Linked DNA regions of Homo sapiens: region 2 is linked to region 1. The links are chromatin loops, found by intact Hi-C in ENCODE. Cell type or tissue: MCF 10A. All regions are shown on one strand. Each heading gives the region's core, and the rest is flanking DNA. Links, peaks and the distances in the headings are about the cores only. Region 1 holds the start of GABRQ (gamma-aminobutyric acid type A receptor subunit theta). Region 2 holds the start of FATE1 (fetal and adult testis expressed 1).

Evidence for each region. Hi-C counts contacts between places; a loop is a spot of excess contacts. Peaks named below come from ENCODE experiments on the same cell type or tissue, not always from the same donor. Only the 100,000 strongest peaks of a DNase experiment are listed, where the experiment ranks them.
Region 2: it touches region 1 in a loop (13-fold over the local background); 5 of 110 quality-filtered maps call a loop at or near these places.

Annotation. Positions count from the first base shown.
Region 1 is chrX:152,624,051-152,639,161 of GRCh38, forward strand. GABRQ (gamma-aminobutyric acid type A receptor subunit theta) reads left to right here and starts at 13,845. Exons shown (of 9, transcript NM_018558.4): 1 at 13,845-14,301. The coding sequence starts at 14,153. MAGEA3-DT (MAGEA3 divergent transcript) reads right to left here. Exons shown (of 5, transcript XR_938525.3): 4 at 11,832-11,937. In MCF 10A, for the core only: CTCF peaks have their summits at 8,650 (motif pointing left) and 12,038 (motif pointing left); DNase peaks (open chromatin) are centred at 8,641 and 12,051.
Region 2 is chrX:151,706,208-151,722,013 of GRCh38, forward strand. It overlaps FATE1 (fetal and adult testis expressed 1), which reads left to right and starts at 9,828. Exons shown (of 5, transcript NM_033085.3): 1 at 9,828-10,018; 2 at 11,065-11,192; 3 at 15,188-15,294; 4 at 15,696-15,774. The coding sequence starts at 9,913. In MCF 10A, for the core only: CTCF peaks have their summits at 7,865 (motif pointing right) and 8,087; no DNase peak of the experiment used is centred there.

The DNA.
Region 1 (15,111 bases), core at 7,112-15,111:
TCAAAAAGAATATAATACTTGGGAATAAACTTAACCAGTGTAGAGAAAGGCTTTTATACTGAAAACTATGCATTGATGAAAGAAATTAAAGAAGAAACTGATCTATGGAAAAACGTCCTGTGTTCCTGGATTGGAAGATTCAATATTGTTAAAATGTACATATTACCCAAAGTCATCTGCAGATTCAATGCTATTCCCATCAAAATCCCAATGGCTTTCCCCCCCACAAAAAAAAAATCCTAAAATTCATATGGAACTAAAAAAGATCCAGAATAGCCAAAGCAGTCTTGAGAAGGAAAACAAAGCCAGAGACATCACACTTCTTGATTTAAAAATAAATTACAAAGCTAGGTAATCAAAACACCATGATACGTGCACTTAAAAATTTGTTAAAAGGGTAGATGTCACAGTAAGTGTTCTTACAACAAAAAACAAACAGAACAGAACAAAAAAGAGGCATAAGGAAACTTTTGGAGATGATGGGTGTATCTATTGCTTTGATTGTGGTGACGGTTTCAAGGGTATGTGCATATGTATAAGCTCATCAAATTGTACTTATTAAATATGTATGGGTTTTGGAGATCACTTAGACTTCAATAAAGCTGTTCTTAAAAATACACAATGAGATACTACTTTACTCACTAAGATAGCTATAATTTTAAAAAATTGTAAATGTTAAGTGTTGGTAAAGATACGAAGAAATTGGACCTTTATATATTACCGATGAGAATTTTAAATGGTATAGTCTCTATGGGAAACACTCTGGTAGTTCTTCTACAAGTTAAGCACAGAATTACCATTTGACCTAGCAATTCTACTCCTAGGTATATACCCAAGATAATTGAAAACAGATGTTATCACACTGTGTGTACACAATGAAGACATATACTTGAGTTTTCATGGTAACACTTTTCACAATATCCACAAGGTGGAAACTACAGAAATGTCCATCTACCGATGAATACATAAAACAAGATGGGGCATATCTATACAATGGAATATCATTCAGCCTTAAAAAGAAATGCAGTACTGATACATGCTACAATGTGGATGAATATGGAAAACATTAAACTAAGTATATGAAGCTAGTCACGAAAGGCTACATATTGCATGATTCCATTTATATGAAATATCCAGAATAGACAAACTCATAGAGATTGAAAGTAGTTTAGTGGTTGACAGGGCTGGGGGGAAGGGGGTATGAGAAGTGACTGCTTAATGTGTAAAGGGTCTCCTTTGGGAGTGGTGAAAATGTTTTGAAGCTAAATGGAGGTGACTGTTGCACAACTCTGTGAAAACACTAAAATACATTGAATTGTACGCTTTAATACAGTGAGTTGTATGGTATGTCAATTATATCTTAATAAAGATGGTATTTTTAAGAGAAGAAAGAAAAAATGGATGGAGGGGTACTGTATCACCTGCTAAATAGTCCACCTATTTAGCAGCCTGGTGAATCTATACTAAGGGGCTCTTCTCACTCATTGCCAGTGTCGCTGGATGTGAAACCCTTTGGGTAGTCAGAAACTGAAATCCAACTCCAAGTGAGGGGCATGATATCTAACCTTACTCAAGCCAAGAAACACTTTGCTGGGCTGTATTTCTCCTTTTCTCTCTGGCAGGGTGGGGTGGTGTTTGGTCTCTTTAAGCACACTATACCTCACTATACCAAACTGGAAATGTAAAGAAATCCTGTATCTTGCCCTGTGCTCCATTGTGAACCAGCACCGTGTCCACATCGATATCCGAGATGAAGTTGCTGACAGCAGAGTATAAACGCTGAAGCTGCTGCTGTAAAAATTTCCCTGACAGTGTGACTAGAAAGTAAAGGGAGTCATCATTTAGTTCAACATGGACTGAGAGCCTTGAATGAAACTCTGTTTGAGATATTTAAATTGTACAGTACCAATAAAACACGAAGCCAAGTCAAATCATTAGAAATTCCAAGATAACATGACAAGGTGGTCCCACCTTGTTAGGGTTTTTGATGCGTCTATGTATAAGCCAATAACTGTGCTCCATGTCCCCCAAAGAAAATCTATGCCAAGTGGTCCGTTGCTTTGTAAATTGCCACATCTAAATTAAGAAGGTGAATTAATTGTTTAAAAATGAATTGTGGTTCGTTGAACTTAGTAGTTTGCATATTACTTGGGGTTCTCAACTCTTCTTATAGTCTAGTGTGTGTAGAAAAAGGCCTCTATTCATCTCCCAGGCTTTAGGAGCTTCAGGCTGGGGCAGACACATTTGGGACACATCCCAGGCACTGACTCCCTCTGGCCTGCATTCTGCAACCTTTCTATACATGTGCCTCTGCCCCAACCAGAATCACATAGCTTATCCCAGTAACTACGGGTAAGTCCGGCCTACTCCAATGACCCATATTTTTGTTCTCTTCATCCCATTTGTCTTACTGATTGGCCAGAAAACAGCCACCTAACTCCAGAAGATTTCCCATTACTTGAGCATTGACCATGTGCTCAGCAATTGTTTTAGGTATTTTCCATGTATTAATTCATTTTACACCATAAGGAATTCCTATTACTATACCCCTTTGAGGTGAAGAAACTGAGGCACAGAGAAGTTAGGTAATTTGCTTAAGATCACACAGAAAGTGAGTGTCAGAGCTGGGATTCAAATCCAGACAGTTGGGCTTCAGAGCTCAAGCTCTGACCTCCATCATGTCTTCTCCACTCCTGACTGGAAAATGGAAGGATAATAGTACCCAGATTACAGCACTATTGTGGTGATTAAATTATTATTATTGGTTTCTGGAGTAGGCTGGCCATTTTCTCAGCAGTGGGCTGGAATAGGGAGTACATTTTGCAAGTCAGGTGTCTGGAACAAGCATTTAGTTTAATGAATCTAAGTGAATCTAAAGTGAAGTACTGTATAAGGAGAGTCCTATAATAGTGCATTTCATTGGGAAGAAGCTGTCTCACTATATTTACATCTAATGGAACACAAGAAGGGTCATTTTGACTTTATTTCTAAAGCTGACTCCCAAGTAGCACCTTCAATTCAAAATAAAGCTTTTCTGGTCATCATAACTTCTGGAACGGTGTCATGCACTTGAATATGAGTGCACCCTGTTCTGAAAGCCCTTTGCCATACTTTAGTGGTGAAAGTGTTAGTAAACATCGCTTTGGTGGCTGTTTGTCCACTAGCGCATGTTGGCCCTTCACGCTCCACCTCAACCCATTAGGCACCATGTGGAAGAAATGTGTCCAGGGGAACGATTCACTACATAAGCAATGCTCTTATAAACATCAGGAACATGGGAGCTGACAGAAGGACTGCAGCGAGTTCCTGTCATCTTCTTTTACAGAAATTCATGCTGCCCAAATAAATGCTCTACTCACTTCTGGTTTCTATGCTAGCCCACTCTGTAAATTCAAGGGATTAGATGAATGCAATATGCCCATATCCTGAAGAGCAAACTAGAGAATGGCTCAATTCTTAAAAGCCCCATAATCCTCAAGAACAAACCAAAGGCTTAAGGTAGTCAAGCTCAGAAGCTAAGAAATGAATCAAATAAACAGTTTAAACACCTTTCCCTTGGGCTTGGCTTTTCTAAAGGAGAGAAAAGGTCATCAGGGGAGCAAATGTGGCTCCTTGTTGATTAATTAAGAGCACTTAGGCAACATTCAGCAGAATCAATCATTTGTAGCCTGAGTTTTTTTTCACTCAGACTTCTAAATTGTCAATTCGTCCCTAAAATTACTTATGTAATTTGTGCTTTTAGGATGTCAGGTGTTAAAATTACTTTTCAGTACAACCCACAGAAACCCTGACTGGGTTTATTCATTTATTTCTTTAATGAGGTAGGGATTCAGGGGAGAAATCATGGTGGACAAGAAGAGTTTGTTTTCAAAATGAGGAGAGATATGGAGAGAATGTAGCTACTGATGAGAGAAATGAAGCTCCCAGACTTTTAAGGGAAATAAGATGCACACACAGGACTCCAATAAAAGGCACCATGTGATCAGGACACAAATAGAGCCACCCAGTCAAAACCCTCACAGCTAGCTTTGGGGAAAAGGGTATCCGGTCTCGGGTTTAAAAGATAGATTTAATTTTGGCAGATGAAGGAGACAAACTGAATAACTGCCAAGTGGGGGTCACTCAGAGAAAGGCCAGTAGCCCCTCTGCACTGGAGCTGGGTGGGAATGACAGGAAGGAGGAGGAGGAAGGAGCTAAAAGTGTAAGTTAGAATCAGAGTGGATTACAGATAGGGTGAACACCAAATGGGCAAACTAATTAAAAGGCTATTACAAGAGTGCAAGACAGGGATGAAGGCCTGAACTGGGGGTAGGAGCAGGGTGTGAGGAGGACGCAGTGGGGAGAAGCATCACAGAGATAGTCTCAAAGGTCAAATTGAAAAATCGGTGGTGATGCCACACAGTGAAGCCAAGATAAGCAGCAAGCATTCTCACTGTACCACCTCCTGAAGCCTTCTCCCCAAACGGGAGTCAATTATGATTATACTGCAAAGGAGTAAATGAGAGATTAGTATGGGAGGCCCCAGCTGACTGAGTCAAAGAGTAAAATGAACATGCAGTCACTTCAGGGGCCTATTTGACTATGGAAGGGACATGTAGTGCTGAGGCAGTGTGCCAGGTGTGGCAGCAGCAGGCAGCACAGCTGGCAGTGTGCTCTCAAATCAGCAACAGCATTGCTGCCCACACAACATTGCCACACAGACAATGCTGCCACGCACACACAAGCCTTTGGAAAAAAACCCATTGGCACATGAGTGCTCCACTATGAGTAGAGTGGTTTCAGTAGCAACATTTGTATCTGCATTTCTATTCCTTGGGATTCTTAGAATTATAAAACTCAAGGCTAGACTGGACCTCAATTTTCGACTGGTCCAACCATTAGAATCCTTTCTATAATGTTCCCACAAAATGGTAATGCAGTCTGTCCTTGAATATCTCCAGGAATGGGGAACGCTAGCCCCATCTTTGGCTAGCCCTGCTATTGCTTCTCTTTTGTCCACTCTTCCCTAGCAATTACTGTGTCAGTAACTATTGAAGGCGCTTTGCCAACTTGATTGCACTTAATCCCCACAACGTCAAATTTTACAGATGAGGAAACTGAGGATCAAGGAGAGAAAGTGACTTGTCACACAGCTGATGAGTGGCAGAGCTGGGATTTGAGCTGCTAAATTTGTCTGACTCTGGTGCTTCCTCCATTAGAAGTAAATCTAAGCCAATCTGTCTCCTTATAAATCCTACCCACTACTATAGTTACAGCATTTCTTCCAGGGAAGAGGATGCCCTCTTTGAAGTGCACTTGGAGACACAAATCTTGATCCCTTTCATCGCCTAACCACTTGAGAAACACTGACAAGACTATCAAAATGAAAGGCAAAAATGGCCACATAGCAACACTTTCAGAAGGGTGTCCTATTCCTGACTCCTCAGTGTGGCTCTCAGGCTTCTGCTGTCCCAGGGGTCACCAATGAGCCTTCTAACCAATAAATATGATGGCCATTTCCAAGTCTTCATTTTTCATGAGCTCCAGCTTATGGAAAATTTATTTTCATTTCTGGGATGCTTCATTCAACAAATATCTTTTGAGTGCCTACCATAACCCAGACTCTGGACTGTGTTCTAGGCAGGCACAAGATGAACCAGAAATAGTCCCTGGACTAAAGGAGTGCCCAGTCAGTCTGTCGTGGAAGACAGCTGAAAGGCAGTAATGACAATACGGGAGTCAAATGTTGTTCCACAGGACTGTCGAAGGCTCCCTTGTAGCATGAAGGAAGAGGTCACTATCTTTGCTTGGCCAGTTGGGAGAAAAGCTTCATCACAGCTGAGCTGGGCCTTAAAGGATGAGTAGAAATGTGCTGGGCAGGGAAAGTGGTGATCATATATACAAATTCCTGTGTAACATCGTCACTTAGACGCCTAACATCAAAGCAAACTGAAAATGTTCAAAATAAAATTATTGGCTATTCATGCACTTTAACTTCTTCCTCCCAGAGTCTTGCCCAACTCAATAAATGGCAAATCAGTTACCCCACCTAGTCAGGCCAAAACTCCGGAAATCCTTTGTAACTTGTCTCTTAATTTCATATTCTCTGTCTGATCTGTCAGAAAATCCTTTCAACTCTGCCTTGAAAAGATATCCAGAATCTGACCACATCTCACATCTTCCTCTGCTACCACCCTGGTCTGCTGAGCCCATCATCTGTCACCTGGGTTATTGCAGCAGCTTCCCGACTGCTCTCTGTGCTTCTGCCCTACCCCCACCCCAGGAACCTATTCTCCAATAGGCAAAAAGCATGATCCCACTGTCATGATATAAATATGCTCATGTCTTTCCTATGTCCAAATCCGCCATCAGCTTCCTATCTCACTCTGTGTAAAAGTCAAAGTTCTTATCATGGTTTACAAGTCACTACACGATCTAGCCCCCGTTTATACTTTGGCCTCACCTCCTATTTCTCTTCTTCTTCACTCACTGTGTTCCAGCCTCACTGGCCTCCTTATTATTCTTTGCATACACCAAAAACTTCAGGCATTTCCCCTTGTTGTCCACTCTCCTGGAATCATTTTCCCGTAAATGTCTATACGGCTTTACACCCTCTCTTTAAGGTCTCTGCTCAAATGTCTGCCTTCACAATGAGTCCTTCCTTGACCACCTTATTTAAAATAATGTCTTTGCCCTCCAATCATTACCACCTCATTTGCCCAGCATTCTCTACTCTCCTTCCCTGATTTGCTTTTCTTTGTTGCACTTATCATCATCTAATAAACCAGATACTTTATTCATTTCAATTCTGTGTAATCTGCCTCCTGTTCCTATATAATATAAGCTCCACTATATCAAGGATTTCTTTCACTGTTTTTTTTTCTACTTTTATATCCCTGTTCTCAGAGTAGTACCTGGCACCTAAAAGGTACTCAGTGAACAGCTAATCAATGAATGAGTGATGACTTTCTGAATATGGGGGTGGGGAGATAGAAGGAAATGCTATAGATGTCTTATAGGTCCCAACCAGGTCCCAACTGAATATCAGTCCACCGAGACTGAGAACACACCAAAAGGAGCATATTTGCAGAGTACTAGGAGAAGACTGAGATATTTTGGATTCAAGCTACCTGTAAAACATGCAGAAAGAGTTGTACATGGGACTTTAGACTAATGGTACAGGCACTGAGATGAGTGCCAGAGTCTATTTATCAAGTTAGGCTAAGCTTTGCTGAAATGATAACTAAGTCCCTAAATCTTAGCAACTTAGCATATCAAAGCTTGATTTCCAGGTCACACATGGTCAGATGCAGGTCACATCCTCTATCGGAAGACTCAGGGTCTAGGTTCTCTCCATATTTGATATTCCCACTTCAACATATGGCTTTCAGGGTCGACAGGGCAAAGAAAGAGAGCTTAAGGATAGTAAACTGACTCTCAAATGCTTCATCCTGGAAATAGTCTGTGCCACTTATGTTTGCATTTCATTGTCTAAAACCAGTTACATGGCCCCAACTAACTGAAAGGGGCCTGCAGATGGAAGTGAGTGCTACTGAATCTGTCTCAGAGATCGTGCAGAAAAGCATGGTTTTGAGCAATTTGGAGAAGTACAAGGGACTAGAGTTGCTGAAAGATTCAATGCCTTATTATGAATTATCGCTGTTACCACAAATGTAGAGTATACTGATGTCAAAAGACTATCTAAAAGAAAATCCTCTGGTCAGGTAGAACTTAACCTGAGGGAGGAGCAGAGAGCACACGGCTAAAGATACAAGAGTACATTAATTAGGGGCTAAGGGGGGTTGTGTAACCCAAAATGATTTGAGGACAGGTGCAAGACTAGCAGGGTGTATTAGTCGGCTCTCACACTGTTAATACATACCCGAGACTGGGTAATTTATAGAGGAAAGAGGTTTGTTTAATTGACTCACAGTTCAGCATGGCTGGGGAGGCCTCGAGAAACTTACAGTGATAGCTGAAGGGGAAGCAAGCACATCCTTCTTCACATGGTGACAGCAAGGAGAAGTGCCAAACAAAAGAGGGAAAAGCCCCTTATAAAGCCATCTGATCTCATGAGAACTCATTCACTATCACGAGAACAGCATGAGGGTAACCGCCCCCATGATTCAATTACCTCCTACCAGGTTCCTCCCACGACACGTGGGGATTATGGGAACTACAATTCAAGATGAGATTTGGGTGGGGACACAGCCAAACTATATCACAGGGGTAAGGGAGTCACGTAAGAAAGCAGCCTTTCTCACCAGGTGTACCACATGTGGCCACTCTGGCTGTGCCCTCCACAGCTCCAGGAGATATCCGTTCATGATTTGTACAGGATCAATGTTTCTCACCCCTTGGGAACAGGGGCAGGGATGCACAGAAGTTAGCCATCACCATCCTCACTGAGGGGCAGAGTAGCTGATGGCAGCAACTACCGCAGTGTAGAAATAAAGGTCTATCCATTTGCGCACTAAAACTTCCTCCTTCAAAAAGGTCTCTGCTCCCTGTGCTTATCCCCCTCTGTTTCAGTGAGCTTCTGCATAAGGTGTTTTGCTGCTGTTGTTGGATTCGGAGAAACAATTATTTAATAGATAAATGGAAAGGTTTGTTCCACAATTAGACCAGGAGAGCTGAGGCCCTCTAGTGGCTCTATCTGGTAGTGACCGCAGCCTTTCCAGATGGAGAAAGGAGAAATCTGACTGGATAAGGGAGGTGAGGTCCCAAAGCTAGAAGTTGTGATGGAAAGGGAGTCCTTTTTGTCTGGATTCTCCCATTAACAAGTAGGCATTATTACCACCCCCATATTCCAGATGATAGAGCTGAGCTTCAGAGGCTGAGACACATGCCTAGGTATAATAGCTGGTGACAGAGCTCCAATCTAGATCTTCAAGTTCATAATCAAATGCCCCTTTAATACACTACGATACAACCTGTCCTTGGGAGAAAAACTCTAGAGTTAGTGGAGTATTCTCACCGCTCCTGCTCTTTCATAGTTAGGGAGGGAGATGCTTTTAGAAGATGCTATACCTAATACAGTGCCCGTTTCTGCAGGCTTGGGGGAGAGAGGGAGCTGTGACCTACATAAAATGTGAATTCCGAGAAAAAGTGAAGAGAAAATATGGAACCTCAGAATCAAAAATTCAGCACCCCCTCCCTTTGTGACAGTTAGTCAAAATTGTGGGTCACATACTGCATGCTATAAGTGAAGGTAGGTCTGTGTCTTCACTGTCAGACAGCATTCTGATTGATTTGAGGTTAGGCAATAGAGAAGGCTTTCCTGCCCTCCCACTCTCCTCTCTTGGAAAAAGGGATTTCTGTGGTAATGGTGGTGGTGGTGGTGGTGGTGGTGGTGGAAGAGTCCTTAAGGGTACATAAAAATGCTTGTCCCTCAAGTAGAATAAATGCATGAAGGATTTTGAGCCAAACACAGGAGCTCTGATACCACTTCCCACATGGAGCAGAATTTCCTCTATTCTACCCATGACAGGAGGCCATTCATTCAGTCTTTGTATAAACAGCTCTAGTAACAAATAAGGAGCCCACACTCTCAAAAGACAGCCTATTTTATTTGTAGCTCAGTGTATTATAATATAAACCCCTGCAGGAATGTTACTGTGCTCCAGCATGAGATAGCCCAAGGAGCAATTGCATATAGTGAAGCCCAAGTGTAGGAAGACACCCTGAGAACCACAGAACTGTTCATTTTGTATGTTTTTCCTTAGAAATAGTGAATGATGAGGGCAGGGTAAGCAGAAGGGAACTCTTCTACAAAGATTCACTTTTATTCTGGTTTCTCTTAGGAAGCCATATATAAGCACATTTCTCCAGCCTTAGACCTCAGCAGCAACTAGCATTTCACACCCATGGAAAATATTTGCCTCTTTGATGGCCCATGAGATGACGGACACACACCGATAGAACAATGGCCTTCCAAGCATGACAACTAGGGAGGGCTCATAGGTGTCAGGTTGTTCTAACAAGTGCCTTTTTCAGCATGGAAAAAAATGAGTAAAAGCATTCTAAAGTCCAGGGTCTAACTTCCATCCCCTAGTCTCAGTCTCTCCTGTTCTTGCTCTAGGTCAGGAACTCATTATTTTTAATTGGACCAGTAATATAGCCTTCTTTGCTTCTGGCTTTCTTTACTTTCACTACAACGTGTCTAGGAGTAGATTTCTTTTAATTTATCTTGCCTATGACTTATTGGGCTTTTTGAATCTGTGAATTCAAATTTACAGCCGTCATCTTCAACTGGGACTTCAATTAAATATATGGCAGACCTTCTCACTCTACTAATTGAGTCTCTCATCCTCCCTTTTTTATTTTTCCAAATAATTTGTTTCTCCAGACAGAACTCTGGGCAATTTCTTATAACCTATCTTCCAATTCAATAATTCTCTTTTTAGTTGTGTTTAGCCTTCTCTTAAACCCATCCATTAAATTCTCAAGTTTCATTGTTATAGTCTTTAGTATAACTACACTAGTTATAGTTTAGTTTTTCACCTTGATTTTTTTCAAAATAGCTCTATTAGTCTTTATGATTTTCTGTTCCTTACAGATATTTTCAAACTTATTTTTAATTTTTTGGAATAAAGTGAACCATAGTTATTGTAGTCTTTGTCACGTAACTCTGATACGTGAAGTCTTTGAGAGTTTGTTTTTGTTGTCTACTGGCTGTCATGGTCTATGTGTTTCCTTTTATGCCAAGTTATCTTTGACTATACGCTGACATATTTTTGAAAAATTATTGTACAAATGATTCTAGGCCCAATATGATAATACCTTCCAGCAGAGTCTTTTCATTTGCTGGGGTATTTTCAAATGCCTGAGGATACTACTTGTCCAAGGCCACTTTAATCCAAGATCAGGGCTTTAGGTTCCTTGGACTGCCCATATGATGAGTATCTAGGTTTACAAGACCACACAAGGGCTGGTTACTTATAGGTCACCATTAACCCAAAGGGGTAGCCACTCAGGGTCTCAGCTGAGAGTGACAAGAATGCTAATCAAATCCGCTACTTCCTTGGGCCTTGAGCTTTCACTTTTTTCCTTATGATGCCACCAAAACTGCAGCTCAATTTCATAACTCTCTTCCAGATTCAGTAGAAGCCATCAGGACAAAAGAGGATTCTAGTGCTGGGCTTTCCCCCCTGGGTTCTTGTCTTCTTCCGGATTTTAGCCTCAGTATCTCTCAGTTCTTTATGACAATTATTTCTTTCTACATTCAGCCAGTTTGTTTCATTGTCCTCACTGGAACAGCTAGTCCAAGTTACCTAGCTGGCCATTACCAGAAGGAGATGTGTGCTCTTCTTGCCCCCAGTCCCTCTCCCTCCCAGTTTTTCCTTCAGTGCGAAGGTGCCACTCTGATTGTATCATTCCCTTGCACAAATCCTTCAGAAGATTACTGTTGACTCTAAAATAAAATACAATTTTTTATTTTAGAAAATTAGGACCCAGATTCTTTCTCTTGCCTCATTCATTACACAAGAATTTATTGTACACTGAGTGTGTGTTGCTTACAAAGTCAGGTTCTGCCTAATCTCTCACCTCTTACCTATCTCACCTGTTGTCTTACCTCCAAACTTACTCTACCCTTTAGCCAAACTGGAATATTCACTGTCGTGTGCAGAGCTGGGTCAGAACACAGATGGGCTAACTTCCAGATGAGTGTTCTTTGTCCTACACCATTATCCCATATTCAGGTTTAAGCTTATTCAATCTAGATCTTTATGGATATTATAATAAATTAACTAGGCAAACGCTCAATAAGTACAAATTATAATGGCATTTTTGTATTTCTTGTATTTTGGCTATCCTTTTCTTGTGAGTCAGAAATTTCAATGAAGCATTACCTCTAGGGAGACCCGAAGTAGGGGAGGGCCTTCTGGGATGTAAGTTCTGGAAGAGAATTCATCGTTGCCGTCAACTTTTTGTCAATCTTCATAGTCACAAGGGTACCTAAGAACAAAATTTCAGGCTTCAGGCTTGTTTCCCCTAACAAATGAGCGACCAGACCAATTGCCTGTGGAATTTGATTCCTCAGTGCTGGGAACATCCCACATTCAAACAAATCTGCTCCCACCTGCTGGTGGTTGCTAGAACTTCCAGTCAAAGCTGACTTAGACTGAAAACGCACTCTTCTCGAAGTAAGCAGACCTGGAAATGTGGTTTTTAGTTTTGGCCTCTGCTACTGTGTGACCTTGGGCCAATCCCTTTTTCTTCTCTGGGCTTCAGTTTCCCTACATTACAACCGAGGTGGCTGGACAAAATGCCCCGGAATGGCTCTAACATTTTTGGCAAACAAGGATTTTCTCTACAAGGACGTCTGTGTGACCAGAGGTGATGGGACAGGACTGGTAGCAGTAGAGGTGGGTTTAATCTGCTCTCATATGTGATCCTGACAAATGGGTCCCATCATCCTTTTTTCTTACTGCAATGGCCAGGGAAAGAGGGGAGATGGGAAAGAAAGGTGTGAGGGTGTTCTGCTCATTAAAAGAAGGCAGGAAACTATGAGAGACATTTTTCATAAAAGTATGGTTCTAAAATGATTTTAAAGGGGGAGTGGTAAAAGAGTTAAACCCTCAGCTGTGCAAAACTGCTTGGCCTACCAGGTAAGTCATGCTTTGCTGGGCACCAGCAATCTCAACTCATTTCATCAAATACTGAGGGGAAAAAAAGGGGGAGATGTTGTGTTTCTCAGTGAATGTTCTAGGTAACCAAAAGTAAACCTGAAATCCGTTTTGATTTCAACTCTTCTCAATGGTGTGATGTGGGAGGTGGCATGCCGGTGAACATGGCAGCTCTGTTTGTTGATTACCCATTTGCCCTATGGGCTCTGGTGAGGCCACTTTCTAAGCTTTCTGAACTTGCTTTGTCATGGGATAGGAAGGACATAGGAAATTGGGTGGAGGCATTTCTTATCCTCCACGATTTTTCTGTCCCATAGGGGCAGAGTCTGAGGTAGTGGAAAGAATAAGAGCCCTCTAGTCAAGATGTCAGGCTTTTCCATATGATGGGGTCAGAACCCAGGAACATTGGCATACCCTGGTCTCCAGTGCCTAACTCCCTTGAACACCCCAAACACTGACCTTGGCCTTTTTTTCCCCTTCTATGGTGTCAGCCATGAACCTTCATTCTGCATCCCCTGGCTGATGAGACACAACCACATCTCAGAGAGACCCCAGTTGGTGAGCCCTTCCAGTTCCTTGAGTCTTTTTCCTGAGTACCCAAAGTTGGGGTGAAGAGCACTCTAGGAAATTTAAGTCTTAAGCAACTCTTGGGCTCCTGTAGCCCAATGTCCATCCTGAGGGAGGAGCAGTCCTGCTGTGGCCAGAGCCCTGTAACAAAACCCATTAGGATCCTCCTTGACCTTATCCAGAGACAAGGCACGCGGGGTTACTGGAGGCTCAAGGGTACGGAGTCACCAGCCGTTGGGTACCTCCTGACGCCCAAAATTGTCCAAGTCTTTCAGAATGCAGATTCAGCCATGGCGGTCAAATTACCACACTCCCTTCACCATCAAATACAACTCTCGGGCACAGGCCCTTTCTTCCAAGAAAAACACACATTTCGCATTTTGCAGAGAAGAGACAGGACCCAGTGCCCCTTGAGGCGGATTCCTGGCCCAGCCCCCAAGGAGCCAGCCCTCCTCCCCCTCCCCCAGCCCGGCCCCGCCCTGCCTGTGTCTGGAGATGGCCGGGGGATGACTGCAGAAGCCTGAAGGGGCGGGGGCCGGGCGGCGCGCAGGCTACGGGCGGAGGCAGGAGCGCGCGCCTTTTTGTGCGGCTCCTGGCAGCTGTCCGATTGGCTGGGCCTGCGATGCCGTCGGAGTGGGCGGAGCCAGCAGCGAGCTGGGATCTGTGCCCAGTCGCAGCCAGGAGCGGCCGCAGACGGAGCGCACCTCGCAGCTGCCGGGCGGGCCCTGGGGGGAGCTGCGTCCAGCAGAGCTGCTGGGTGGTTGCTCCTCCCGGGCTCTCATCTCCGGTATCCGGGCCGACCCCCGCACCCCCTACTTCCCTTGCCCTCGCTGCTCTCTCCTTAGAGGCGACTCTTTGGGGAAGGGCCAGCAATCCCGCCTTCCCCGGCCCCAGTAGTCACCCACTCTCCCACCCCACCTCTGTTCCTTTTCGCGGCCCCGTCTCCCGCGCCCTCAGGCGCCCAGAACGCCCCGGCCATGGGCATCCGAGGCATGCTGCGAGCCGCAGTGATCCTGCTGCTCATCAGGACCTGGCTCGCGGAGGGCAACTACCCCAGTCCCATCCCGAAATTCCACTTCGAGTTCTCCTCTGCTGTGCCCGAAGTCGTCCTGAACCTCTTCAACTGGTAAGCGGGCACCGCCAGGCTAGGCACGGCGGGGACGGGAATGGAGACGGGCAGACGACCTCTGGCCTCTTGGACGGAGCGGGCTGGGGGCGACTCGGGCTGGGGGGTACTCGGACCCGGGCTCGCTGAGCCCTGGCGCCCGGGCCCTGCCTGTTGGCCCCTAGAAGGGGTAAGGTGGGAGTGGGGTGTTGAAATGGAGCCCTGTGCTTCCGCCCACCTGTTACTGCGGAGCTTGACTGAGCCCTGCGTGTGCCTAAACCGCAGCCCGAGGGGTGGGGGCGGGGGTCGCCCTCGTCCCAGGATCTGTCCATCCATCCCCAAGGATTTAAGGTTCCCGGCAGCTTTCCCCAGCTTTGGCACCTGTGGGATTGGGGAGGAGGGTACAGGATGACGGGCAATTCACAAAACATAGACAGGAGAGACACCTGTTTGAGTCTACATTTTAGTCCATTTCCTGAGGCGCGCGCGCGTGCATGCATGTGTTGAGGGGATGAGGGACTCTTTCCAATGCGGCAGATAGAAATGATTAACTCAAACCCATCGGAGCCCAGACAGTGCGATCGTGTCTGAATAAACACGAACCGTGTGGTCTGGGATGGGTGTGCTTTTGTACTTAGTCGTGTGAAAATATTTGAAGACTCCGGTTTTTTTCTCTTTTTGATTTTAAGTTTGTTTGGGTGTGCGAGTATCTGAAGCCTTTACATGTAAATCACACAGAAATGTGTATTTGGGGTGGCCACAGATCCTGAGCGTTGGCACATGGGTAATGTGTGCTTGGAAACAGGTGGGAATGCATTGCTTTAATTTGGG
Region 2 (15,806 bases), core at 2,881-10,880, 920 kb before region 1:
GGCTTCCTAGGTTCTAAAGATGGCAAGGATCAGGGACTGTTCAGAGGGCAATAATGCCCAGCCTCTGCACAGAGGAAACATGGTCTTAGCTCCCAGAGATTCCCAGCTGTGGGTATGCAGAGAGATATAGCCACGGGAAGTCGCAAGTGCTAGTTGTGCCAACCCCAAGTAATGAAAGTCATCCGTCCTTTAATCGGGAAGACCCTGGAAGTGATGGGACAATGGCAATGAAATTTGGGACCTCCTTAGAGGACTGAATGTGGAGCCCAAATGCCAAGAATGGCAGCCAGAGGCCTTGGGGAGCTGGGGCTTGAGTGATGCTAACCTTCTGGGGATGCTGGAAACTCGAAGGCCCTTCAGGCACACAGATGGGGTCATATTCTGAACATAGGTTTTGAACTTTAGGCTCTTTTGCCAGAGACAAATGTTCTAGGCAGTGACTTAGGGTCCCAGGCCAGCCCATGCAAGGAAGCTAATACATGAAGGATGCCCTGAGCTTCCAAAGTCCCCTGTATGCACCATCCAATGGACTGGGCCTCCCCTGCTAATCTAGTCACAGGTTCTGGGGCCAAGGCACTTGAATTGCTTATAGACGATGAGGGCAAGTCAGGGCCAGGGACTTAATGGGGTGACTGTGGAGGGAGATGGTTCTATCCCTAGAGACAGGGGATCAGGTGAAAGGCAGACCCTGTGCCTCAAGGGTGTGGCTTGGGAAGGTGGGGTCCCTCTCCTTGCCCTCTCCCCAGCCTCCCATCCTGCACCAGTGCCACCCCCTCATAGTAGCTGACCTGAGGCTACAAGGAGTGACAGGATGGAAGGGCAGTGGGGAAAATGCCTGAATTGTGATTATAAATGATCATAGCCAGCATTTATTGAGCTCTTAGTGTATGCCAGGCCTTGTACATGCATTGACTGACACAATCCTCTCGAGAAACCTGCGATATGGGGTTTATAACTAACCCTAGTTTATAGCAGAGGGAAGCAAAGCCAGCAAAGGCATGTCATTTGACGAAGATCTCACAGAGAGGAAGTCCTGGATCCATCATGTGAATCCGGGTCTGTCCTGATGGCCCCACCCCAGGCCATGCACCTAGCACTGCTGGTCCCTTTTGGGGAAGGGTGACTTTGCGTTGGTTTTGTGTTGACTATAGATCCCTCCAGAATGCCCTCTTCCTCTCCCTGCCCTACTGGTAACCCCATTTGGGCAGGGACCATATATAACTTTTCTCACCACTTCTGCCCTAGAACACAGCACAGAGCCTGGATCACAGTAAGTGTTCAATTTTTAAAAACGTGTGGACTGATTGTGTTCTACAATCGGAGACCAAGCTCCATGTATTAGTTTGCTTGGGCTGCCAAAACAAAATACTACAGGCTGGGGGGTTAAACCACAGAAGATTTTCTCAAGGTTCTAGAGGCTGGAAGTCTGAGGTCAAGGTGCTGGCAGGGTTGATTTCTTTTGAGGCTTGTATCCTTGGCTTGCTGATGGCCATCTTCTCCCTGTGGCTTCACAGTATTGTCCCTCTGTTCTTTTCGGTGCTCCTAATCTCCTCTTCCTATAAGGATGCCAGTCAGATTGGATTAGGTCCTACCCCACTGACCTCATTTCCACTTAATTACTCCTTGATTACTCCTGCAGCCACATGTTGAGGTCCTGGGGGTTTACAATTTCAACATATGAATTTTAGGGGGACAAATTTTGGCTCATAATGCTCCACTCATGAGAGGAAGACTCTGTTGCTCCTTCCTCCAACCTAAGCACATGATGCACATTCTGGAAAATCTTGAAGGGTGAACATCATAGCTTCTCTGAGATGCTGGCAAAGACAGAGGGGCACCTTGTCAGTCTCCAACCAGTCCCCAAAGCAGTTTCTTCCCTGCCAAGCTGGACAGACTTGGGACAGCTGCCAAAAGTCTCCACAGGGCAGGTGAGTTGGGAAAGGAGAAGTGGGCTTCAGAATGCTTCTTCCAGGGTTCTTCTGTGGGAAGTGATGTGAGAACCCAAAGCCTGAAGAATAGACACAACGTTGGTGCCCCACAGGTTGTTTTTACAGACAAAATACATTGTTTTGGGGGATCACAACACCGCCAGCTCCAATGACATTAACTTTCAGCATTTTCTCTGAAGAGCTCAAACTGTGTGATGGGTTCGGTTTCACTAGGATTTCCGAGCTATAAAAATAGAGACTGGGTAACATTTCATATCAGGCTGGTTGCATGGGGTCACAGGAGCCCAGTGGGTGGGCAATTGGTGGTGGCACTGCTGGGTCCTTGGGCTGATAGGACATCTAGGGGTGGGTGCTGGCAGAGCATGGTGCTCCACAAGCTGGGGCATGCAGGTCCTGGCTGTCTGGAGCTCTGGGCATAGCTGGGTGGGGGAAACATCAGAACAGCTGTAGCAATAGTGCATGATGAACTTTATGCTAGGGGAAGTCCAGGGGGGTGGGGCTGGGGGCTTCCAGAGAAAGTCTTCCTGAGGAAGCCACGGCCAACCAAAGTGAAGGATGGGTAGCAATCAGCCAAGCAAAGACCATGGAAGACAATTCAGACAGGCAGAGGGGCAGCACGTGAAGAGGCCTGGAGTTCAGCAAGTCCATCTTGGTTTTAAGGAAACAGAAGACAGGGTAGCATGAGGGGAAAGACCTGTGCAAGATGAGATTTGCAAGATACATGGAGGTCGGCCTATGTGAGGCCCTTTAGGCAGTATTCAGAGCTGTAGTCTTTACCCTAGTGATAAGCGAAGGCCACCAAGGGGTGCCTTAAGGAGCAAGCGGGCATGGCCAGGCATGCTCTGCCAGCCATGTGGAAAACAGGCTGCAGGAGCCGAAGAATAAGAGAAGTCAGGGAGGTCAGGTTATTGCCATCGCCCAGGCAAGAGACAGCGCTGGGATGGATGAGGCTGATGACGGAAGAGACAGAGAGAGATAGACTGTTGAGAAGGTTTTTACTCAAACTTTGATGGGCACAAGACTATCTGATTGCTTAGAATGTAGATCTCCAGACCCCACCCTCAGAGTCTGATACCTTGAGTCCAGGGTTGGGCCAGCCATGTGCATTGTGACCAAATCACTCAGTTGATTCTTCTGCAGGGGATCTTTGGGTCACATTGGAAGAAACACTGAATTCTCTATTCAGGAGGCAGAACCATGCATGGTGACTGATTGCGTTGGGAAGGGGTAGTGAATAATCCCAGAGGACTTTCAGGTTTAGGGGCTCAGACAGTAGAGTAGATGGTAGGGCCATTCCCTGGAAAGGGTCACAGTTGAGGAAGAGCAGGTTTAGGGGAGCAAAAGACCACAGGTTTGAGTTGACGTGTTGCATGTGTGGTGTATAGCGCATTTGAGTGTAGTTGAGGAGGGAGGCCTAGGCTGCAACAGGAGAGATCAGAATTGCTTGAGGTCCCAGAAAGACAACAAGTGGTCTTGAGTGTGGACCTAATGGCCCAGGAGGGAGGCCAGACAGGTGGGAAGAAAAGCACTGGCATATGGAGCCCTGAAAACCGAAGGACTAGAGTGTTTCTAGAAGGAGACAGTGGACAATGATGTGAAATGCTTTCAAGAAGCCAAGGAAGATGACAGCCAAAGTGAACTCATTGTATGGAGCCATCAGGGGGTCATCGGTGACCTCGGCAAGGGGTGATTTCAGTTCCATGGTGACTGAAGAAGCCAGACTAGAATGAGCAGTGGGATGCCTGGAAGGTAACAAGTGGAGACAGTGCATATGATGGAGGCAACACTTTCCAGGAGTTGAGAAAGTTTAGCGGCAAAAGACAAGATGCTAAGGGGGGATTGTTTTGTTTTTTAACATTCAGGTCATTCCAATCCAACCACTATTTAGTGATCTTCTAATATGCCAGGAAGCACGCTAAGTGCTGAGGAGCCAGCAAACAAAGCAGACAAGGTCTCTGTTGGTCTCTATCTTCTAAGAGTGAAGGGCAGGTCAGAGTAGAATAGGGGCTGGAGGATGTTTTCTGAAATGCTCTGGAGCCACCTCCTCCTTGGGACTTCCTCTTGGTCTAGCGAGCACCCTGGAGTGTTAGTGTGATGGCCTTGGTTTATCACTGAATCAGTGAACTGGATCATATCTCAGCCCTCTCTTCCCGCCTCTGTCCAGCTTTTCCATCTGTAAAATGGGGGCATACTGGGAATAGTAACCACTTCATAGATGGGAACACCTGTCATTAGCTTCCTGTCTGAAAAAAAAACCCATGCAGCTTCTCAGGGCTGTGCTTCCCACCTTGGGCCTTCTTCCTCCTCTCCAACATCTTTCTCCAGCTTGGAGGGGCAGCTGCTGCTTGTGTTTTGAGCAGGTCATTTTCTGAGGTTTTGTACCACATTTTCTACCTCTTCCTTCGGCCTCTGATTCTCCTGATTTTTACATACACATCACAATTCAGTCATTGGGCACAGAAACAATTAAAAGCAGATGCATTTTGATCTGAGGAGTCACCACACAGCCGAGGCCAAGGATTTTGTGAGGTCACCTTGCTCAAACCCCCTTCCTGAGGATCAGGAAAGAGACTCTTTCCCACCAGCTCCCAGGGATCTCTGGACATAAGAGCAAAGTGCCCTAGCCTCTCAGCTGGGGGCAGGGTGACACTGGGCCACAGTGTGACAGATAGGCAGGAAACAAACCCCTCTGGGTCTCTGAACCTTCTGCCAGCTTTTGGGGGAAGGATTTCTTGGGCCAGTGAAGAGAAAAGGAGAAGGCAGAAGAAGGAGCAGGCAGTGACAGCAACTGGCTGCGCTGGGAGGCGAATTTCCCCTCTTTCTGGGTGCTGTTCTTTGTCACATGCAGGGTGGTCCCGAGTTGTTTCTAAGGCAGTCAACCAACAACAATTACGCTGAGCTCTTTGCAGCTCCACCTGAGCTGCTGAGAGAGCCTTCCTTTCTCAGGGGGAATCTCAAGGTGCTGTTCTGAAGGAACTCAGAGGCACAGCAGGATGGTCTCTGGACCCCTAAGCCTGGAGGACTGGGTTGTTTGGGAACCACTTAGCATCTCAGCAACCGCAGTCCTACCTGCTGGTTTGAAAGCCAAGGCTGACTCTGTGTCTGCATCTTTAACTTCCTTCTGCTGAAGCTGCTCCTCCCCCACCCCCCAGACTGTGCCAGAGTTTCCACCCATGCAGGGAAGACGTTTCTACTGATCTCAGCCCCCTTGGGAGGTAGCGAGCTGCCCCAGGAGGTGTGCAGTCAGAGGCTACAGAGGCCAGGGACATTGCTTGGGACAGATCTCCCTTGCGCCCCTCCTTCTTAGGTTTGCCAAGCTATAGTGAGCACCCACCACACTCCAAGACAGGCAGAGTGCAGCAGGGTTAAGGGCATGGCCGCCACACAAACAACTGCCTGCTACTGTCCCCACAGAGAGATGGACTTCTTTCCTGTCCATTTGATTCTCTGTTCACTACAGCATGAACTTCGTGAGGACAGGGACCTCATCTCCATCCCCAGTGTCTAGCACACAGGCAATCTTGATTCAAGGCAGAAAGCTAGAAATCAAGGTGGCTCTGTCCCCATGGGAGTGGGTCCTAAGGGCTGCCCTAAGTGGCCCTGTTACTTTTTATTTCCCTCTCTCTGCTCACAAGGTGGCCTTCCTTCCCTGGGCCAGCTATGGTCCCTGCAGTTTGACCCTGAATCCTTCTGTCTGTCCTTCCTGCCTCTTTAAGGAGAGGCGGGAGAGATGCAAGACTCTGCTAGTCTCCTTTCCCCTTCCTCTCTGGCGCAGGGAGGGCTTTGTGGCTCCAGGGATGACCTCAGTACCAGCTGCTTCCAGGAGCAGGAAGGAGAATTGTTTACAGGTCCATAAGGTTCATTAACAAGCCAAGAGGAAGCTCTCAGCTGCCTGAAAGATCCAGGTGCACCCATTTGCTTGGGTTTGGGGCTGTAGCTGCCTGAGACTGGGCTCTCAGCAGGGCTGGGAGATAGGAAGTCATCACACCCAGTGGCTTTTTTTACTTTCCTTCAAGACATTTGGCTTCAACGACCTCTTACATAAAGCCCCAATATAAGAAAGTGGTAAGAGCTGAGCTGCTCTGGATGAAGAACAGTAGAGTCTGCCTTGAAGCCCAGGCAGCCCCCACACACCTCCCTGAAACTTCCACGTGAACATGGGAAACTGAGGCTCCAAGCAGGTGAAGCAACCTGCCTAAGATGTCCCAGTGGCAGGGTTCTGAGTCACTCACAGATGTGCTGATTTTGGGCTAGGTTCCTGCCATCTCCTGCTGCAGCTTGCAAGGGAGGTGGGAGCTGGGGGCAGACAGAGCTGCGACCCTGAGCCGCTGGGAAATGGAGCAGAGTGCTCAGCTGACTGAACAGCTGGAAGAAGCTAGTGGTTGGAAGGCACTGTTGGAGGCAGATGATCAGGCTGGCTGGGGGCAGGCAGAGAAGACAGACAGACACAAGGGCAGATGGACAGGTAGGCAGGCAGCAGCCTGAGTTGGACACCTGCTCCGTGGGTGGCTGGATGCCCTCTAGGTTTCAGCAAAAGCTTGGATGCAATTAACTTTATTTGTTTGGTCCCCAGTGGAGGCTCTGTGCTCACGATCCCCCTTAGGGAAAAAGATGATACATTTCCTTTGGAGATACTTAGCTTGAAAGGAGGGAGAGTTTTTGTCTTATTCTTTTCTGTTAATAAAATAGCTCTTATTTTAATAAAGATCCAAACCCTCCAGCAGACAGTTCATGGGAAAGAAATACAGAAGATCAATAAACATATGAAAAATTGCTCAGGATTATTCATAATTAAAGTAATATAAATTAAAGCAACAATGAGATGGATATCATTTTTCACCCATTAAGCCTTTTAAATAGTTGCATAATATTCCTGTTGATCAGACTGGGAAGAAACACGGACTTTCTTCTAGGTGAGGCTTCACTTTGTGCAGGCTCTTTGGAGGCTCCTTTGACAATATTGGTCCATATAGGTCAAAATCATCAACACACATACCCTAGAACCCCACAATTCCACTTATAGGCACCTGCTGTGCAAACCCATTTACCTATGTGTGCAGAGAGACATGTTCAGGAATGCTCAGTGCTACATTGTTTCTAAAAATATAAAAGCTCTAGACACCCAAAATATCCATGAGCAAGTCAATAAAGGAGCAAGGGGAGGCAGCTGTGTAGGGAAATGCTATGCTGGGCTGAGAAGAAATGAGGTAGATTTGTTTTCACACGGAGAGATTCCCCAAAGCACATGGTTCACTTGAAAAAATAAGTTGCAGAATATGGCACACACCTCAGATGTAGGTGATCTCAATTGTGCAAAACACTGAACACTGAAAACATATAGACACACATACAAGCCAGGTATGTTCTGGACCCTTCTTTCCCCTATGAAGAAGCATCTGTTGAACCTTTGGGTGAGCAGAACCTTCCACTGGAGTGTTAGGGCTCTGCAGCCTGTTATGTACACTTGGCCATGTGCCATCTTCCTGGACCCAGGCACCGTGTGAGACTTGAAAGGTCTCTCTCTGTATCCCAGGTGCTCTAGTCCTTCGAGGCCCTGAGGTTAGCACACAGACTTTGGGGTAGGGGGCTTTTCAGAATGGTTGGAGTACGAATTTAGGGCCATTTCAAAAGGAGATTACCATGCAGATGATAATTATGAAATTATAATTAGCTAGCATGCTAAGAGACAAGTTCAAAGGCACATAGCAAACTCTCGTCACCTCCAAGTTGTCCTTGGCACTCAATCCAAGAAAGGAAGGCATGCTAAGGGGGTGAGATGCTGGGGTTTTTGAGTGGCATTGGGGGTTCAGGGATTGGGAAGGAATTCTCCCACCCTCTTTGCTTGGCTTTAGGTGGTGGATTCCTATGCCACCAGGGGGCAGTGCCTCCACATGCACCTGGACCCTGTGCTCCTGTGCCCAAGAAGCCCCACCAGGGCCAGTTGATAGCGAGACAGAAATCTGGCCTCCATAGCCCGAGGCCCTGTGGCAAGCCAGTGCCCACACTGCTCTAGCTTTGCTGACTTCTGAGTGCTCCTCACAATCCAGCCACCCTGTAGGGAGGCTTGTCCATGGGGGAGACTGACACCAAAAGAAGCGAGAAACTTGCCCAAGGTAAAATCTTGAAGTCATAGTGAGATAAGATTGTCAGATGGAATACAGGATATGCAGCTAAATTTCAATGTCAAATCAATCCATGAATCATTCTTTAGTGTAAATATGTCCCAAAAGTTAGTGTACGAGAGAATACTTATACTGTTGTTTATCTGAAATTTAAATGTACTTCGTACCTATATTTTCATTTGCTCAATCTGGCTGGGCTTCCCAGGCTCCTGAATCCCACTGAGCTGAGCACACTCAGCAGTTTCTCTGCTCCCAAGGTGGCCCTCCAGAAAGCTCGAATTTCATCACAGCTGCTCCACTGGATCTGGGAAGGGCTTCTTTGGGGCCCCCAGGAATGCAGGCAGGGCCTATATCAGCTCTGGTTCCCAAGCTGGACAGGTGAGGTGGGGGCAGGGGGCAGGCAGCCTCAGACCATGCCGCCCTATCTCAGCTACTCCTGGCCCCTTCGTTTCCACTTTCTCTCCCTTCCTTCCTTCCTTCCTTCCTTCCTTCCTTCCTTCCTTCCTTCCTTCCTCCCTTCCTTCTTCTTTTCCTCCTTCCTTCCTCCTCTTCCTCCCACCTGGCCCAGGGGCTCTGGGGGAAGAAGAGGCTATTTGTAAAAGGAACCTTATATAAACCTGTCCTGATTCCTTTTACAAATAGCCTCCTATTCCCCCAGGGGCTCTGGGGTTGTTTCCTAGAATGAAGGGTTCACCACAGGTAGTTGTAGCAATCAGGGTTTTCCAGAGAAACAGAACTGATAGGATGTATATATGTATGTATGTATGTATGTATGTATGTATGTATGTATGCATGTATGTATGTATATATCTGCATATGCACAAGTATATAGAAATTTATTTTAAGAAATTGGCTTATGCGATTGTGGGGCTGACAAGTCTGAAATGTGCAAGGCAGCCCTGCAGGCTGGCAACTCAAGGAAGAGTTGACATTGCAGTCCTGGGGTAGAATTACCTCTACTTTGGGAAACCTCAGTCTTTGCTCTTCAGGCCTCTCAGCTGATTGTGTGAGGCCCACTCACATCATCGAGGATGGGTCTCTACTTTATTTCAAGTCCACTGGTTGTAGATGCCAACCACAGCTACAAAATGCCTCCACAGCAACACCTAGACTAGGGTTTGATGGAGTCACTGGGGACTAGAACCTGGCCAGGTGACACATAAACCTGACCATCACAGTGGTCTAATCAGTAGGGAAGCTGAGGGAGAACTGGGACTTAGAAGGTGCAGGGCCTGAGGCCCCTGGGGGTTCTAGTGGCTGCAGTCAGGTCCCACCTCTCTTGCCCTTCTCTCCCTTTGTTATGGCTCCTGCCTAGGCTGACCTACTTCAGGAAAAGGCTACCTCCCGTGTCTGGGGACTCTGGATGGGGGAGGTAGGATACGCTCTCCAGAGAATCCCTTCTGAAGGTGTGGTATGGCCTGGATTGCTAGCACCTAACTCTGTTGTGGCCACTGTTGGCTCTCGGACCCTGTGCCAATCCCTGTTTCTTCATAGAAATGATGGAGGGTGGACCCCACCCTTCTCCCCATGGGCTAAATATGGAGATTCATGAGCCAGAGCAGTTCTCACAGGCAAAGGCACGGAATTGTATCTCTTCTCCTAAGTTGCTTACAGAGTAGCAGAGGAGAAGGCCACTGACCTAGCCAGCAAGATACAATAGAAACAGAAAGTACTGTGTCCAAGGCCTCAGCCTAGAGAGGGAGTCTCACTCCACCCCCAGATCTGACTATATCTTCCTTGAGCTCCTGTTTCCGGAAGAGGTGATTTTCTGAGTGTGACTCCTCTGTTCCTGGCACCCTGTGCATCCTTAGCCATAGCTTACAAGAGAACAGCTGGTTGTGATGGCAGGAGGCCCTCCCAACACCAAGGCGGAGATGGAAATGTCCCTGGCAGAAGAACTGAATCATGGACGCCAAGGGGAAAACCAAGAGCACCTGGTGATAGCAGGTGAGGATCCCCTAAAATACCCCTAGGCTACAGCCAACTGTGTAGATACGTGTCTATACCTGTGCATGTGTGTGTTGGAAAAGGTGCATGTGTGCACGGAAGTGTTTGCACATCTGTGTGTTGGCCGGGCTTCGAGGATTTGTGGGTTGATGTAAGGGAGCTAGGGGAAAAGGGATAGATGATGTGAGCATTTTTCCCTGGGAGGGAGGAGGATGGGAACAACATGTGTAGTACCTCTGTCTCCCCCTTATCCAAGCCACCACAGTCTCTGTTGCAAAATACTCAGAGGGCTCAAATTATGAGACCAGAGATCAATTCTCTCTCCCAATCCTCCAATTCATTTTCCTGCCATTTGGAGGAAAATCCAAATTCCATGATCTATAAGATTGTATCAGCCTCCTCAAAACGTTTCATGCTATGATATAGACAGAAAATACCATTTCTATAGCACACAAAGGGATCCAGATCACATTGCATTTATGTTTGTTCTTACGATGCTCCAAGCCTGCTTCTTCCCCCAAAGACCTTGCATTTGCTGTTTCCTCTGCCTGGAATGCTCTTTCCCTCAATTTCCCAGGGCTGGGTCCTTTTTTTCCTTCAGGTCCCCACCTCAATTGCTGTCTCCTACTTTTCTAGGAGGAGCCCTTTCCTTCCACTATGTTACCCTGTTTTGATCATTTATGGAGCCTGCATCTCTCTGTCTGCATTTGCAAGGATAGATTGCTTTCTGTTTTACACCTGTCATTCCCCCTTATACACAAACAGATGGTCAGTTCCTTGATAGCTGGAATCTTGTTCTTGGTCATTGGTCTCTAGGTTACTGGAGAGTAACCTAGTCTCGAGCTCAGCCCTCAGGAAATTCCGGTTTAACTTTTGAACAGATGAACAAACTGAGACCTGGGATCAGCTGATGGACAGTGGTTAATGGGTGCTGAGTGATTCCCAAGAAAGCTGGAGACTCTGTCTTCTTTTTGGTGTGTTTTGTGCCCAAGAAACCCTGGTGCAACTTCTATGGGTGCTCCTGGAGCTTCTGTTCTTCTCTCTAGAAATGATGGAGCTTGGATCTCGGTCCCGGGGTGCCTCCCAGAAGAAGCAGAAGTTGGAACAAAAAGCTGCTGGCTCTGCTTCAGCCAAACGAGTTTGGAATATGACTGCCACCCGACCCAAGAAAATGGTACTGTATGGGGTCCTCAGCACTTGGTGGCCAGGTTGGGGTTGGGAGTACTGGTTGTAGGGGCTCTAGCCTGACCAGGTCAGGCAGGGCTAGACGTTGACTTGTGAGGAGGAGGAAGCTCCTGTGCTCCAAGCTGGCAAATGAGGACAGGAAGTTCCAATTAAAGGTCAGGGTCATCCTTTCCTATGCTGGGGGTTCAACCTTGGGAATTCAGAATGCCTGAAACAAATATTGCATGGGGAGTACATAAATACTTTACTCTATAAATCTATTGTGTGAAATAACGCTTTCCTGTATTTAAAATTATGTGTGTGGTACGTGTGTGTGTGTGTGTGCGCGTGTATACACACAATAAGTCAGGTGAGGCTCCTATGCTTTCTGGCTGTTAAGAAATCCAGTCAAGTGGACTGGCATGGTGGCTCATGCCTGTAATCTCAGCACTCTGAGAGGAGGAGGCGGACGGATCACTTGAGGCCAGGAGTTCGAGAACAGTCTGGCCAGCATGGTAAAACCCCGTCTCTACTAAAAATACAAAAATTAGCTGGGCATGGTGGCACATGCCTGTAATCCCAGCTACTCAGGAGGCTGAGGCATGAGAATTGCTTGAACCTAGCAGGCAGAGGTTGCAGTGAGCTGAGATCATGCCACTGCACTCCAGCCTGGGCAACAGAGTGAGACTCTGTCAAGAAAGAAAGAAAGAAAGAGAGAGAGAGGAAGGAAGGAAGGAAGGAAGGAAGGAAGGAAGGAAGGAAGGAAGGAAGGAAGGAAGGAAGGGGAAAAGAAAGGAAAAGGAAAGAAAGAAAGGAAGGAAGAAAGGAAGAAAGAAAGAAAGAAAGAAAGAGAGAAAGAAAGAAAGAAAGAGAAAGAAGAAAGAAATCCAGGCAAGTGAATCTGACTATTTTGTAGGCAATCCTTTTAAGCTACATTCAATATGGGTGAAGGAATGTTCTAGAACAAATAGTGGCTATAATGTTGCAAATGATATTGGGAAAACACAGTCATTTTGGAGGGGGAGGGAAACCTGACTATTCTACAGAATTAAGTGAGTCCCACAGTTCTGTATCCAATCATTTTAGCTAGCTACATTCACTGTAGGTAAGGGAAAGTTTTAGAAAAATTGTTGTTATGCTGTTGCAAAGGCTGCTGGGAAAAGGCAACAAGATTGGAGAGGGAGGGAGGCCTGACTGCTCCAGGAAATCATGTGAGTCCCATAGTTCTGTACTTTAAGCTACATTCATTGTGGGTGTTGAATGTTCTAGAAAAATGCTGGCCACATTGTTGCAAAGGATACTGAGCCATTTTGGAGAGGAGGTAGACCTGACTGTTTTAGGGAATCACGAATCCCATCATTCTGTAGCCAGTGCTTTTCACCACATTCAGATGGATGAGGGAAAATTTTAGAAAATGGTGGCTTTACTGTTACCACAGTGAAGTTTGAAAGTTACTGGGGGGCAATAAGGTTGGAGAGGGAGGGAGACTCGATTGCTGAAATGATTTATTGGGTGGCCCCAGTGAAGAATGAGAAAAAAAGCTTCCAGGTTAGAGGTTTCCTGGGAATAAAAATAAGTCAAATATTGAGTTGACTTTTTGTGTCCAAAGACAGAAGCCAAATCAAGTTGCTCCAGGAGGTCAGGCTCCTGCAAACCACTAATGTCCCTGAGACTAGGGGAGATATAATCTCTGGTTTAATTAAAGTTGACTACAAGGGCTAGAGGTAGACTGTTTGAAAATATAGACATTATATTGAATTTATAAATTAAATTTAGAAATTTAGAATTAGGAAATCTAATTTACTAATTCTATTTATTTATTAATTCATTCATTCCTTTATTTTTGAATAAAACAGTTAATGGAACTGCCTCTAGGAGAACCATAATATGCAAGGGTGAGAAAAGTTAATAATGCTATCCTGCTGACTTGGAAAAAAGCAGTGTGCCTTTAAAATTACATGGAAATTAAAATAACATTTTTTGAAATGATTAACAGAGAGAAGTTGGGACTTGGTGGGTTAACAACAAACTATGTTATCTGAAACAAACAAACAAATTCCAGCCATCAGCCATTCATCCTTATTTTTTGCCTTCAAATCTCTCAAAATTTTTTTTGTCCTTCTGATTCCAATTTATAGGAAAATCAAGCAATGGTCTGAAAATTTTTCTAAGAGACATCATTGATCAAATTATAGTCATGGGGTCTCCCTAATACCCATTATCTTTTTAATGCAATTTTTGAAGTATCTTAAGAAAATAAAATATTGTGACCATGAACTACGGTTCATAAAAAAGTTGCACCAATATCTGTGTGCTCCTCTTGAGAAAGATTAGTTATGCCTTATTGCAACAAACAGAGTGCAGTGGCAAAGTTCCTATGAAAATCCTTTACACAGAAATTGATCCACCTTCAGTTTGATGTTGTTACTTCGGAACAGAAGAGGGCTGCAGATATTTCTCAGGTGACAGGTGAGCCTTGGTTGTCTATTTTTTTGTAAGAATGAGGCAAATAGAAGAGCTAACCCAGTACTCTGTGCGCCTCAGTCAGGCCTCTCAAATGACAGGCTCTACTTCAGCAGGGTGAGCGGGTAAGGAACTGGCTGTCATGTGGGGCACCCTGAACCCTGCCAGAATGAAGACGGTTTTATTTTGTGTCACTTTCACCCCAGCTTTCTTATTCATTTGGTTCAGGTTTTGGCTTGGCGGTAAGTGCCTGGCTGCCAACCAGGAGTGAGAAGTGTGGATGACTGCTTCCTACATAGATCATTAGTTAAAGGCCCTGTTTTCCTCCCTCCCCTCCTTTCTTGTGATATGCCGCCATTGTCCTTGCAGGTCTAAGTCCTCTCTGGATGCTGCTGGCGGGGGCCTCCTTTGTCAGCTGAGTCCCATCTGCTTCCCATCCACAATGAGGCCTAGTTCCTCCATGGACACTTCCTAGATTCCAGAATTTTATTGAATTCTTTCATTAGCTGATGCCTCTTGTGTTGTCTTCTGTCTTATGGGTTTGTACTGTTTTACTGTCTTCACTGGCAATTAGTGGAGCCTTAACAGGAAGGAGTGTTAAATATGAGGGACATCGTAGTGTAATGGCTGAGAGTATAACCTCTGGACTGAAATGTCCTGGGTTCAAATTACTGCTCTGCTACTTCCTAGCTGTGTGACTTGGACAAGGTAATTAACCTCTCTGTGTTTCAGTTTCCCCTACTTTCAAAACGGGATGATAATGATACCGTTTCACAGGGCTGTGACGAGGAATCAGTCACTTAGTATTGGTAAGGGCTTAGAGGATGGCATGGTCCCTGGCATGTGGTGTGTGTTAAATAAGCAGCTTGTGAAACATTTCATCTTGAACTGGAAACCTAGAACTATGATTTGAGCCCAGGCAGGTCTGGCACCAAAAGCCACGCTCTTTTCCTCTATCCCCCACTGATGCTTCAAAGGCATCAGATGGCCCTGGCCCAAGGGCTCTGGGCCAGAGATGTACATGCTAGGGAGTTGTTGGCAGATGGATAAAAATGAAAGCCACAGGGATGGCTGGCTGAGCTTACCCAGAGGAGTTGCTGGTTTCCCAGTAGCCAGGGTTCTAGCCTTAGCCCTGACATTTACCACGCATCCTTGGAAAGTAAAGGCATCTCGCCAGGCCTCCATGGCCTGGGCTGCCAATCAAGGTTTTACGTTCTCCTTCAGTAGGTTGCTCAGCCTCTCAGCTAATACCTGCATGTGAAAGTTCTTGCAGAGGACAGGGACCCCTGTTACTGCTCCTCTTTTGCCACAGCCTGCCTGGATGACCAAGAGCTACCGAGGAGCATGGTGTGGGTGGGGTGGTGGCCAGCAGCCTGTGTGGGGTTCCCAAGCTTTCCTAGCGGCCTGAAGCTGCCAGCCCTTGATTCCAGAGACCAGGCACCATGTGATTCCCCATGGGGTGCACCATTGGCTCTGGGCAAACTGGAGAAGCCACTCATGTGGGGTTGGGCAGGCTACTTTACTGACCATTCCTTTCTTCAGGGGTCCCAGCTGCCAAAGCCCAGAATGCTGAGAGAATCAGGCCATGGGGATGCCCATCTCCAGGAGTACGCTGGCAATTTCCAAGGCATACGTTTCCATTATGATCGGTAAGAGCTGAGGGTCTGTGGGCCCTGGCTGCTCAGACAGGGCCCGGAGTGGGGCAGAGGGGCTGGTGAGCAGCCTGGCCAGGATGGAGTCATGAGGGCCTGGAATGCCTCCCTGTCAGAGACCATGAGTACCCTGGCTCCCTGCCCATTTGGGGCATCCCAGTGCTCTGCGGCCTAGCCGAGTTGGGCTGGACTGGGCTGGGCCAGGCTGGCTCAGGCTAGCTCAGGCTGACTCCCAGCCCTCAAGGCCCTAGGCCCTCTTTACCATGGAAGAGGACTGGAGGCTGATAGAGTCACTGTCCAAGAAGATCACGACCTTACCTGCTTGACCTCACTGCCTTCTTGTGCTCCCTGCCAGGGACCACCAGCAGCTTTGACCATCTGTCTTTTTTCTCTCCCAGCAACCCAGGGACAGATGCAGTGGCGCAGACTAGCCTGGAAGAGTTCAATGTACTGGAGATGGAAGTCATGAGAAGACAGGTGAGGAGGGACCCAATCGGTGGGTGCAAGCA